Linked DNA regions of Homo sapiens: region 2 is linked to region 1. The links are chromatin contacts, found by Hi-C in ENCODE. All regions are on one chromosome and are shown on one strand. The core of a region is the stretch at or near the end of the contact, and the rest is flanking DNA. Distances in the headings are between cores, read along the strand shown.

What was found. Hi-C counts contacts between places; a loop is a spot of excess contacts on that map. Pooled maps may share reads with other maps.
Region 2: a loop to region 1 is called in a pooled map, with 4 times the contacts of the local background. The contact joins the enhancer-like site here to the promoter of EIF2B1 in region 1. A Hi-C loop is called at or near these places in 2 of 37 single-sample maps with no recorded cell type and 6 of 50 pooled maps.

The regions. Positions count from the first base shown.
Region 1 is chr12:123,630,235-123,636,447 of GRCh38, forward strand. EIF2B1 (eukaryotic translation initiation factor 2B subunit alpha) reads right to left here and starts at 3,452. Exons shown (of 9, transcript NM_001414.4): 1 at 3,311-3,452; 2 at 2,111-2,212; 3 at 163-299; 4 at 1-51. The coding sequence starts at 3,323. It overlaps GTF2H3 (general transcription factor IIH subunit 3), which reads left to right and starts at 3,595. Exons shown (of 13, transcript NM_001516.5): 1 at 3,595-3,638. The coding sequence starts at 3,626. RefSeq lists an enhancer at 3,479-3,668.
Region 2 is chr12:124,763,969-124,770,181 of GRCh38, forward strand. No RefSeq gene overlaps it. Among named protein-coding and RNA genes, the nearest start is that of SCARB1, 97 kb to the right of the region's middle. Within about 2 kb of position 3,168, at least 14 of the 41 ENCODE cell types and tissues checked have a DNase peak (open chromatin) inside an H3K27ac peak, as active enhancers do.

The DNA of each region.
Region 1 (6,213 bases), core at 2,202-4,701:
GAGAAAAAGTTCTCCCCGCTCAATCATGATCTTTTTACATTTGGAGTAATCCTAGGAAGAAAAGAGCAAACTGAGGGGACAGGGAAGATCCAGTTAATGCTGAGAATGTCTGTCACTAAACAGAGAAGTGGAAAGGTAACCCCAGGGAGAACAGGCACTTACGGAGTATTCCAGGGAGGCAAGACTGATGAAGCGGAGGAAGAGCTCCCCGCCAGAGGACACTGCCACAGAGGAGTCCACACCACACAGGGTTTCTATGGCACTGGTGAGATTCGCCCTCAGACCCTGGATTGTCTCCCCTGGAATGATCCAACAAGGAATGTGATGTTCACATTAGGGCCACAGCCCCGACCTGTATCTTCAATTCATTCATTCATTCAGTGAATATTTACTAGGTACATACTATATACCAGGCACTATTCTAGATGCTAGGGATACATCAGTGAACAAGACAGGTAGGGTTCTGCTGTGATGGAGTTTTGATTGTAATAGAGGAAGCGGATAGTAAACAAGCACACATAGAAATAAAGCTGGGTGGCTGGGCATGGTGGCTCACGCCTGTAATCTCAGCACTTTGGGAGGCTGAGGCATGGAAAGACATTAAGTAGCAGCGGCAGATGAGGTCTGCAAGGTGGTATGGGTGAGGCTAAGGTTGTTTGGATGTTATTTTAAGAACAATGGGAAGACACTGGAGGTTGCCTTAAAGACATGTGTCTCTAGGCAAGCCCTTCAGATTAAAGGCTGCATTATTATTTTGCTTATACAAGATTTCATGCTATACCCAGATGCTTACATTTAGGGTGCTGAATTAGGGGATCACAATAAATAATACTAATACCAGAATTTATTCTGGAATATTCCCTGTAGCATCTGTACAGAATCTGGCACAAGGTGGAGGCCTAATAAACACTTATAAAGCTGAACTGCTACTGAAATTTACGCATCATGGTTAACACAATATAACATAGTCACTCTCGATTCAAAGTCTGTTTCACTTATGAAAGGGATCCTTTTCATGACAACGTAAGAGCTCTCTCCAGATTGAAAGGTCTGAAATGAAGGCAGAAGCTGAGCTTGGAGCTGTATTACTACTTTATGCAGGCAAACATGCATCTCTCACTTTCTACATTTCTAAGAGTCATTAGAAGACTTTCCTGGCCGAACATGGTGGCTCACGCCTGTAATCTCAGCACTTTGGGAGGGCGAGGCGGACGGATCACCTGAGGCTAGGAGTTTAAGACCACTGTGGCCAACATGGTGAAACCCTGTCTCTACTAAAAATAAAAAAATTTGGCCGGGCCCGGTGGCTCACGCCTGCAATCCCAGCACTTTGGGAGGCCGACATGGGCGGATCACGAGGTCAGGAGATCGAGACCATTCTGGCTAACAAAGTGAAACCCCGTCTCTACTAAAAATACAAAAAATTAGCTAGGCATGGTGGCGGGCGCCTGTAGTCCCAGCTACCTGGAGGCTGAGGCAGGAGAATGGCATGAACCTGGGAAGCGGAGCCTGCAGTGAGCCAAGATGGCACCACTGCACTCCAGCCCGGGTGACAGAGCGAGACTCCGTCTCAAAAAAAAAAAAAAAAATTTTGCCAGGCGTGGTGGTGCATGCCTGTAATCCCAGCTACTCAGAAGGCTGAGGCAGGAGAATCGCTTGAACTTGAGAGGCAGAGGTTGCAGTGAGCCGAGATTGTGCCATTGCACTCCAGCCTGGGAGACAAGAGCAAAACTCTGTCTCAAAAAAAACAAACGGCCGGGCACAGTGGCTCACACCTGTAATCCTAGCACTTTGGGAGGCCAAAGCGGGCAGATTGCCTAAGCTCAGGAGTTCGAGACCAGCCTGGGTAACATGGTGAAACCCTGTCTCTAAAATACAAAAAAATTAGCCGGACAAGGTGGTGCACACCTATAATCCCAGCTACTCAGGAGGCCAAGGCAGGAGAATTGCTTGAACCCAGGAGGCGGAGGTTGCAGTGAGCCAAGATCTCGCCACTGCACTCCAGCCTGGGTGACAGAGTGAGGCTCCGTCTCTTTAAAAAAAAAAAAAAAGAAAAGAAAAAAAAGACTATCCTAAGTCCCAGAGTGTTAACAGATGACTCTCTATATACCTTTATCTCTCTTCAAGAACTCCAGCAACGTCCGGATGGCAGCCACTGCTGAGGCCATGTCAGGATCTTCTTTCATCTGAGACTTAAAGTATTCAATTAACTCTGGAAAAAGGGAAAAAAGTGATTCACCTAATTCATTTAGCAGCCTATAAGGCAAGAGAGCTTGTTAATGACTGTTGACTTTAAGAAGCAAACAATTTAAAAAATACTTTCTTTTTAGGGTATTTGGTTTCAGGGATGCAATAAATGTTGATGGGAATAGAGAAAATACCACTTTGCTGTTTGCAAGAGCTCTTTTTTATTTTGAAAAAGCTACTGGTGGCCGGGCGCGGTGGCTCACGCCTGTAATCCCAGCACTTTGGGAGTCCGAGGCGGGCGGATCACGAGGTCAGGAGATCGAGACCATCCCGGCTAAAACGGTGAAACCCCGTCTCTACTAAAAATACAAAAAATTAGCCGGGCGTAGTGGCGGGCGCCTGTAGTCCCAGCTACTTGGGAGGCTGAGGCAGGAGAATGGCGTGAACCCGGGAGGCGGAGCTTGCAGTGAGCCGAGACTGCGCCACTGCACTCCAGCCTGGGTGACAGAGCGAGACTCCGTCTCAAAAAAAAAAAAAAAAAAGCTACTGGTGTGCAAGGCCTAAAAATTAAGCCCGAGTAAATGATGATGAAAAGTCATTCTCTCTTCAGCCTCTTTGGTCCTAAAATCTGAGAGGATCCCAGAGTCAACCATCTTGCCAATTTCTCCTGCACCCCTCCAGACAGTCTATGCTAATACATGTCTATTCACATACACATATATGTTACAAATATTATACATGGAGTTCCACCCACTCCCCTTTATTTCTTTACATGAAAAGTGTATTAGTTTGCCCTTGTTTTTCACTTAATAACCATACTAGATGAGCACATCAAATATGCCTTATTCATTCTAATTTTAATGACAGATCCAACAAGGCAGGAAGGAGACTGGCACTGGGAAGGAGCGTATGTGTGGGAGGGATGCCTGCAGATACTGCCAGGGCGCATCCCTGAAAACAAGAGCAGCGCGAGGGATTTAGTTGTGACTCTGGAAACACAACCAGCGGAGCAGCCTGAAATTCAAAAGAAATCTCTTCGGGAGCTCAGCCTGGATGTGAGAGGTTGGGGGGACCCCTGAACGGCGCTGCTGTAGCCTAGCAGCCCTGGCCTGTCTTGATTTACCCTTGTCGTCCATGGCGTCCTCCTGCTGCGGAGCCCCAGGGGACCCGAGCCGCCCGCGCTGTCTCGAACGGGTCCGCCGGCCGCGCCGCCTGCGAGCCAGTCTGACAGCGCGCTGCACACCTCCGCACCCCACTTCCGGCGCACTTCCGTACCCCTCTTCCGGCGCACTCCCCGCACTCCACTTCCGCAGATTAGGGGGCTGGCACGAGTCACAGCACCTCGTGCGTCACTTGGCGGCGCCGGACGTTGGGCTGCGCAGGATTTGAGACGCTCCCCTGACCACCACTTGCTCTGCGCTGAGGTGCTGGGACAGCCATGGTTTCAGACGGTGAGGACCCTGCAGGGCGGGACTTCGACTCCGGGGCTCGGCTGTCTCGGTCCGGCTACGACTGGCCAGATGGAATGTGTCTTTTGGGCTGGATAGAATCCGTTTGGTCTTTAGAGGAGTAGCCAAGGCATTCAGTCATTCATTCAGTAAATAGTTTTGGATCGCCTCCTGTGTACAGGCATTATTTTCTGGATTTTAGCAGAGATCGTGACAGACAGGGGCCTTAGTGGAGGTTACAGTCTACTGGGTGAAACAGATGACAATAAATAAAAATAATTTCGGCCGGGTCGCACCCCGGTGGATTAGGCCTGTAATCCCAGCACTTTGGGAGGCCGAGGAGGGAGAATCGCTTGAAGCCGGGAGTTCGAGACCTGCCTGGGCAACACAGCCAGACCCCATCTCTACAAAAAAAATGAAATATTAGCCGGGCGTGGTAGCGCGTGTCTGTGGTCCCAGCTACGCGGGAGGCTGAGGCGGGAGAATCACTTGAGCCCAGGAATTCGAGGCTTCAGTGAGCTATTATGGCAGTACTGCACCCAGCATGGCCGACAGGGCATGACCTCGTCAATAAAAAATTAAAAAATAAATTATTTTTCAAAGGATGAAAAGAGCTATGAAGATGATGTAACAGTACGGTCCTAGTTACAATAGTACATTGTGACTAGGATTGAGGAGGAGCTGTTTTAGATAGGGGCCTAGGAAAAGTGCAGGATATTGAAACCGACTTGAATGATTATGTGAAGTTCTGGGGGAAGTGCACTTTAAGTGCATGGGCCCTGTGGCAGATTGAGCCACCAAGTTACACTGAGAAGGGAGAAATGGAGAGCTTGCGGGTAGAGGATGGTGGGGAGACTCATTCATACATTAAACTACCACATACAGAGTCAGATGTCTTGAAGATTTAAAAGGAGGCTAGAGGGATGAGATCAGAGAACCAGCCAGTTTCAGGTCATGCAGGGCCTTATTGGCCGTGATAGAGAAGTTGGCCTTTATTTTTAGGTGCAATACAAAGACATTGTAGAGTTTTAAGCCAGAAAGTGTTATGATCTGGTTTGCAATTTTAAAAGATCACTGTGGCTGTTGTGTGGAAAATGGACTGTGGGGAGCAAGAATAGAGATAGGGGAGTCCTTTCAGGAACTGTAATAATTGTCCATCCTCTCTTAATTGATGTGAAACCATACCACAACCCTGTGAGGGAGGCAGGCCTGGCATTGCTCCTGTCTACAAATGAGGTAGCGAACTAAAGAAGGAAATTCACAGGGTCATTGCATGTGTATAGATGCACACCTTTCTTTACAGGCAACGCTTTTTCTGTCTGGCAGACACAGTTGTATTAAGTGCTTCTGTCCTAGGTGCTTTGTTGTGTGATTTACACATTTTTTTGTTTTGTTTTTCTATTAAAAAAGAAAAAAAGTGGCTGGGCACAGTGGCTCACGCCTGTAATCCCAGCATTTTGGAAGGCCAAGGTGGGTGGATCACTTGAGGTCGGGAGTTCGAGACCAGCCTGGCCAACATGGTGAAACCCCGTCTCTGCTCAAAATACAAAAAAATTAACCGGACAAGGTGGCGCACACCTATAATCCCAGCTACTCAGGAGGCTGAGGCAGGAAAATTGCTTGAACCCAGGAGGCAGAGGTTGCAGTGAGCCAAGATCGTGCCACTGCACTCCAGCTTGGGCGACAGAGCAAGTCTCCGTCGCAAAAAAAAAAAAAAAAAAAAGGTAGAGATAAGGTCTCACTGTTTTGCCCAGGCTGGTCTCAAACTCCTGGGCTGAAGCAATCTTCCTGCCTCGACCTCCCAAAGTGTTGGGATTACAGGCGTGAGCCACTACACCAGTTCTGATTTACACACATTATTTTATCCTAGGATTAGCAAATTCCATCATTTTTTAAGAAGTCCACAGTCTTAAGTGGGCAGGACTGGGACGAGAGATCAGAAGCACAACTAACTGTAAAATAAAATAGTAAGTGCTAAGTGTCATTAGAAGAGAGAGCTGTGGGTTGTCAGAGGTGGGCAGTGGGGCAGTGAAGAGCCACAGTCTTTATAGTCAAGCAGATCTGTCTTTAGAACAGGGCTTTGGCCTTGCCACTTGTTAGCAGGCCATATGTGACTTAGGACAAGTTACTTTCATTTGCAGAATACGAATACCATATATCATATTTCAGCTAATCTAAGATAATATTGATTATGAGATGTGCCCTTATTTAATATACCATTAAGAAAGAAAAAATGCTGCTAATCTTAATGATAAAGATACCATCCAGATGTCAACAACTATTCAATGTAAAAAACAAGGGGTGGGGGTCATCTTATAATTGATGAAAAATGGCAGGAAAATGTCCTTTGCTGGGTGGTTGTCAGGGTGGAATGGGATTTTGGGATTGCAGATTCCGGTGCTTAGTGCAGAGGAGGCTGGCATTCCTTCTGCTCTGAGATAGGGGAGTCATGAAGAAGAAAGAGTTTGCGCTGGTTTGGGGCTTTGAGGAGTAATTGGGATTTGAATACACAGAAATCAAAGATGGGGTAGAGATTCTCCTAATGTAGAAGACAGGACTGCAGGAAGCAAAGTACGGA
Region 2 (6,213 bases), core at 1,918-4,417, 1.1 Mb after region 1:
GGGTGGATTAATTGAGGCCAGGAGTTCGAGACCAGCCTGGCCAACATGGTGAAATCCCATCTCTACTAAAAATACAAAAAATTAGCCAGGTGTGGTGGTGCACACCAGTAATCCTAGCTACTCGGGAGGCTGAGACACAAGAAGAATAGCTTGAACCTGGGAGGCAGAGGTTGCAGTGAGCTGAGATCATGACACTGCACTCCAGCCTGGGTGACAGAATGAGACTCTTTCTCAAAATAATAATAATAATAATGGTGCCAACAGTGTACCTTTAAAAGTGATGAACAGGTGCCACTTTGGGGAGGTAAGGCATCAGCTGTTCCCACACCCACCCCCTTGATCTCTAGCCATGCTTGTGGGTAGGGCATGCCTTTACCCTATAGCCAGTCGCACAAACTACCCTACCACTCAATGAACAAGCACCTGGCCTGTTGGGCCTATTTACACTGCCTGCCCAGTTCTGTAAGCATTTGAACTTGCCTCCACTGATCCACATGCATCCCTCCATTTAAAAAAACTAGTTTTACACAATGTACGATAACCACACTACTCCCATGTGCAAGAACGCTCATGATGTGTTTGACAGTGGCACCTGCTGGTGATGTGTGGTATTACAGCTCAGCTCCACTAGACCTTGTAAATACTTAGCTAAACTGGGTCGTGGATGTTAGGGTTTGTTCCAAGAGTGCTTTATGACACATTTGAAAATCTTCCCAAACTATTTTCAACTGAAAGTGCATAAAATGTTTTTCTTAATGATCCTCATGAGAATCTGAAATTGATGGGGCAGGAATTAGAATTCCTGTTGGACAGAAGTGGACACAGGCACAGAGGGGTCAAAGTGACTTGCCTGAGGGACACAGTGAATCCAATCTTCTTCAGCACACAGCTCTAGCTTCCAAACCCTGCCATCTGCCTAATCTCCAAGGCTGACATCATGAAGGAAACTATGTCCTTCCCTCAAACAGCTGTTACTGCCACAGACAGAGAGACCACAGGGCCAAGCACACCACAGTGCATGACCAGAGATGCCAGTGTTTAATCTCAGAGTCCCTGTTCCCTGAAATGGAAGAAATTCCTGTGGCCCAGAAAAGAACAGATGAGGCTGGTCATAGAAGCAGAGGGAAAATCCCAGAGACCAGAAGGGTGTTGCACAGTTCTGAGAAACCACTGCAGGCCCAACCACAAGCCTCAGGCTTAATACCTTCCATGCCAAGTTGTTCCAGTCCATCTGCAGAGATGTTTTCCCAGGGGAGTGGAAGTCCCATTTTGCAATGGAAGCTGAGGAGGTAAGTGAGATCTGGTTTGCAGAAACATGTGCATCATGGCCAATGTTGCTCAAACATCTGTTCCTGAAAGGGGGAAGAAAAAAAAAAGCTCCCTCTTAAAAGCCTCCCTCTGCCTCAGTCGAGGACTTCTAAATGCTATGAAGTTTGCTAGGGCTAAGGCTTCATGGCAAACGTGTTGTGAAATCTGGAAACACTCATGACTCCAGAGATATTTGGCCTTTATGCTCAGACCCTCCATCCAGCCTAGCTCCCAAGACTTCAGAGAGGAAAGTCAGAGAAACAGCCCCCACCAGGGCAGTGCACCTTATTCTTCCCTCAGCCAAACCTCCAGGCTTCTCCCTCCCAGTTCTCCTGCCCTCTCTTTCCTGTTTTGTTGTGGGTTTCGGAGATCCAAGCACTATTTTTAGACATGTTTATTCTTACTCCTCTTCTTCCCCTCCCATTCTTGACCTCTCTGGAATGAGCCTGGATGCTCCCCTGCCAGGGGCTTTTCTGGAGTGATTGGACACATGCTTGGTATGCGGGGGGCCTCTTTCTAGATGGAGCTGGGACTGGATTTGGGGGAAATGAGCCTTGCAACCTCCTTTCCTCTCCCAGGCTCCTCAGAAGCTCTAGAGCCAGGACCTGTGTGCATTCATTGCCTTTGCCTGGAAATTATGTTTCTTGAAGCTGGGTTCCCAAGTTGAGTTTCACTTGGGATAAGGGATAAGATAAAGTGGGATGCCTCAGCCAGCACCCACAGCAAGCTCTGGTTCCCAGTCAATGAGGAGGTATGCAGAGTAGCTGATAAGCATGTATGCCCCCCAACCAGTGGCCAATATTCATATCCAGACTCCGATCCTTTCCAGCCATAAGACCTTGGACAATGACCTCGCCTCTCTGTGCCTCAGTTTCCTCATCTGTAAAATGAAGATGATGATGATAACAGCACTCGCCTGGGTTATGATGAAAACTAAGTGAGCATATGCCAAGGGTTTAAAATAGTGCACGGCACTCAGAAAGATTCAATGAATGCTAGCAACAGTCTGTTCCAGGAGAGCAAGCCAGGATGCCAGAGCTGAGCTTGCCTGACTGGGCTGGGAGTGGCCGGCATTGAGATTTTCTTTTTTTTTCTTTTCTTTTCTTTTTTTTGAGACAGAGTCTCACTCTGTCGCACAGGCTGGAGTGCAGTGGCACAATCTCAGCTCACTGCAACCTCCACCTCCCGGGTTCCAGTGATTCTCCTGCCTCAGCCTACCCAGTATCTGGGATTACAGGTGCTCACCACCATGCCCAGCTAATTTTTGTATTTTTAGTAGAGACAAGGTTTCACCATGTTGGCCAGGCTGGTCTTGAACCCCTGGCCTCAGGTGATCTGCCCACCCCGGCCTCCCAAAGTGCCGGGATTAGGGGTGTGAGCCACCGCGCCTGGCCCAGTGTTGAGATTTTATATCTTCTGGGCATCTGAGGTTTGGATCAGGATTGCCCATCCCTGGGAGACCACAGCCAGCCATTTGGCCTGGACTCTGAGTTCACAAAAACACCACAAATCAGATTTTGGAGAAGATCTTGAATGTACTGTCCTAGAGCCCCACACCACCAAGATTAAAAGAACTGTGATAATTTCCCCTTTCTAAATCCTGCCCTCTCTGGACATGGTTCATTAAGAATTTTGCAAGCCTTGTAACTTCACAAAAATATATTGCATGACTATTTCATGTATGGAAGCTGTTAAATTTTTACATGTAAACATACAAGAGAACATAGTTCTTGCAGCCTTAGTTCATCAGTTTTTCATTTTTTATCTTTGCTATGTCCAGAGCCTCAAACAACAGACGTTTCCCAGCCCCTGGGACCGCCAGAGAGACCCGGGCTGCTGGGGCCTCCCTGAATCTGGGGCCGCCCTGAAGGCTGGACCCACAGCGCCCCCTGGCGGCCACAATCCGCACGTGCAGCCTCTGGCAGGCCCTGGGCAGGTCTGCAGAACTCCCCTCCCGCAACCACATCCCCAGCCTCGCTACACCCCAGATCATTTATTCATTAACTCAGCAAAGACTGATTTGCATGCATGCCCATGGACCACGAACCCCACAGAACTCGGTGCCTGCCTTCAGCAGCGTAAAGTCTAAAGAGGGAGACAGCGCGACCAATTGCTCACACACACAAAAAAGATCCACCTTGCAAATATAGCCTCACCCCTCAGCCTCCGTCTTCCCATCTGTGAAATGGTCCCCTCAAGTCTCCCTGCTGTACAGGTCACTGGATAGCTCCATGAAACATGTGCTCCCCTGAGCATCAAAAGGGGCTGCTGTTATTTGTGCTGTTGCTACGTTGGGATTCCTGGTGGTGCTTTCTCTCTCTGGCCTCTCACATTCCAGATGCCCTGGGGGTGGGTGGACCGGGATAGGGGATGAATCCGGTGTGGGTGACACAACAACCTCAGTGTCCTGACTCCTCCCTCTGCAGCCCCCACAGGGAGTTCACAGCCATTCAATCCATGCTGAGCTAAGCCCGGGTCTGCACTGGGGGATCGGGGCCCTACTTGCTCCCAGCCCCACCTTCCTGCCTCCCTCCTCAGTTAGTGGCACCTCCCTCTGGCTCACACTTGTAATCTCAGCACTTTGGGAGGCAGAGGTGGGCCGATCGCTTGAGGCCAGGAGTTCGAGACCACCCTGGGCAACATAGTGTGACTCTCTTTCTAAAATAATAATAATAATAATAATAATAATAATAATAATAATTTAAAAATTAGCCAGGTGTCCTGGCATGTGCCTGTAGACCCAGCTACTCGGGAGGCTGAGGCAGGAGGATTACTTGAGCCCAGGAGGTCGAGGCTGCAGTGAGCTATGATCGCACGACTGCACTCAAGCCTGGGTGACAGAGACCCTGTCTCAAAAACAAATGAAAATGGCCTGGCGCGGTGGCTCATGCCTGTAATCCCAACACTTTGAGAGGCCGAGGCAGGCAGATCACAAGGTCAGGAGTTCGAGACCAGCCTGGCCAACATGGTGAAATCCCGTCTCTACTAAAAATACAAAAATCAGCCATGCATGATGGCGGGCGCCTGTGATCCCAGCTACTTGTGAGGCTGAGACAGGAGAATCGCTTGAACCCAGGAGGTGGAAGTTGCAGTAAGTAGAGATTGCACCACTGCACTCCAGCCTGGGCGACAGAGCGAGACTCTGTCTCAAAAAAGAAAACAAACAACAAACAAGCAAACAAAAACAAATGAAAACTAACAAACAAAAAGCAGCCCCTCCCTCCCCCTGGCCGTCAGGCTCAGACACTTGAGAGTCTCACTGGACGCGTCCTCACCCCTCCCTTCCCACATCCAGTTTAGCACCATGTTCTATGAGCTCCAGCCCCTAAAAATACACCCCGCATCTGTCCCTTCTTCATCCACTGCTCCGCCCTGGCCCAGGCCACCACCACCACCACCACCACCATCTGTCACCAGGAGGAGGGCCACTGCCTCCAGCCAGACCTCCAGCATCCACGCCTGCCCCCGCAGCCTCTCCCACAGCAGAAACAGCAAACGCAGCCCTCCCTGATGGAAAAATCTCCAGTGGTTTCCCACTGTACTTAAAATCCTAACTGCGAGGCCCCCCAGCTCTCCACCTCCATCTCCCTCCAACCCCCTCCCACTGTGATCGTGTAAAATATTTATTTGGTCTTCTGCCTTAAAATCCTTGGAATCTCCAAAGTGTTTAGTTTGCCAATGACTCACTGGTGGCCAGCAGCCCCTAGGCAGCTTCAGGATGGGGACTGGTCTCAGGAAAAACCAAGTCAGCGCTACAGGACTGGGACTTTCAGCCCAGTCCCCAACCTCCAGCAGTGAGGGGAGAGAGGCTGAAGGTCAAACTGATCACCAATGGCCTGTGGTTTAATCAATCATGCCCATGTATACAAAAACCATATACATATAGAGAAAGAATGAATAAGACCTACTATTTGATCCCACAACAGGGTGACTATAGTCAAGAATAACTTGATTGTATATTTTTAAATAACTGAAGGAGTGTAACTGGATTGTTTGTAACACAAAGGCTAAATGCTTGAAGGGGTGGATACGCCCTTCCCATGATGTGATTACGTCACATTGCATGCCTGTGTCAACACATCTCATGCACCCCACAACTGTATACACTTACTATGAACCTACAAAAATTAAACATTTAAAAATTTAAAATGATATAATTTTAAAAATTACGCCCACCTAATGAAGCCTCCATAAAAACTCAAGAGGACAGAGTTTTTGAGCATGGGAAGGCTCCTGGAGGGTGGTGTCCTGGAGAGCATGGCAGCTCCATGCCCCTTCCCCATGCCCTTTCCCCGTGCCCCTCCCCCATGCCTCTCCCTAGCATCTCTTCATCTGTATCCTTCTAACATCCTTTATAATAAATAAGCTCAGTGCTTCCCTGAGCCCTGTGAGCCGTTCTAACAAATTAATTGAACCCAAAGACAGGGTCGTGGGAACCCCAATTCACAGCTGGTCTGTGAGAAGCACAGGTGACACATCCCAGGGCTTGAGAGGGGCATCGGGAGTAAGGGGCCGCCCTGGGGTCTGAACCCTCGACCTGTGGGGTCTGACACTGCCTCCAGGTAGACAGCGGCAGAATTGAGTTGAATCAGAGGGCCCCCAGCTGGCATCCGCTGCAGAATTAGGTGTTCATTTGATCTGCTGTGGGGGGAGCCCCCCATATTTGGTCACAGAAGTCTTCTGTGTTGATTGTTGTGGGGTGAACAGAGGAGGAAAAGCAGTTTGCGTTTCTCCCACTCAGTCCCACTCTCTGGGCTCCAGCCACAGCGCACCGTTTCTGTTCTGCGTGTTGCTACCCCAGGCCCTTTGCACATGTACTTCCCGGTTCCTGGAGTGCTCTTCTCCAGATTCCCATGAAGCCTTCAGGAGTTGGCACTTCTCAGAGGAAACTTCCGGAAATGTGCT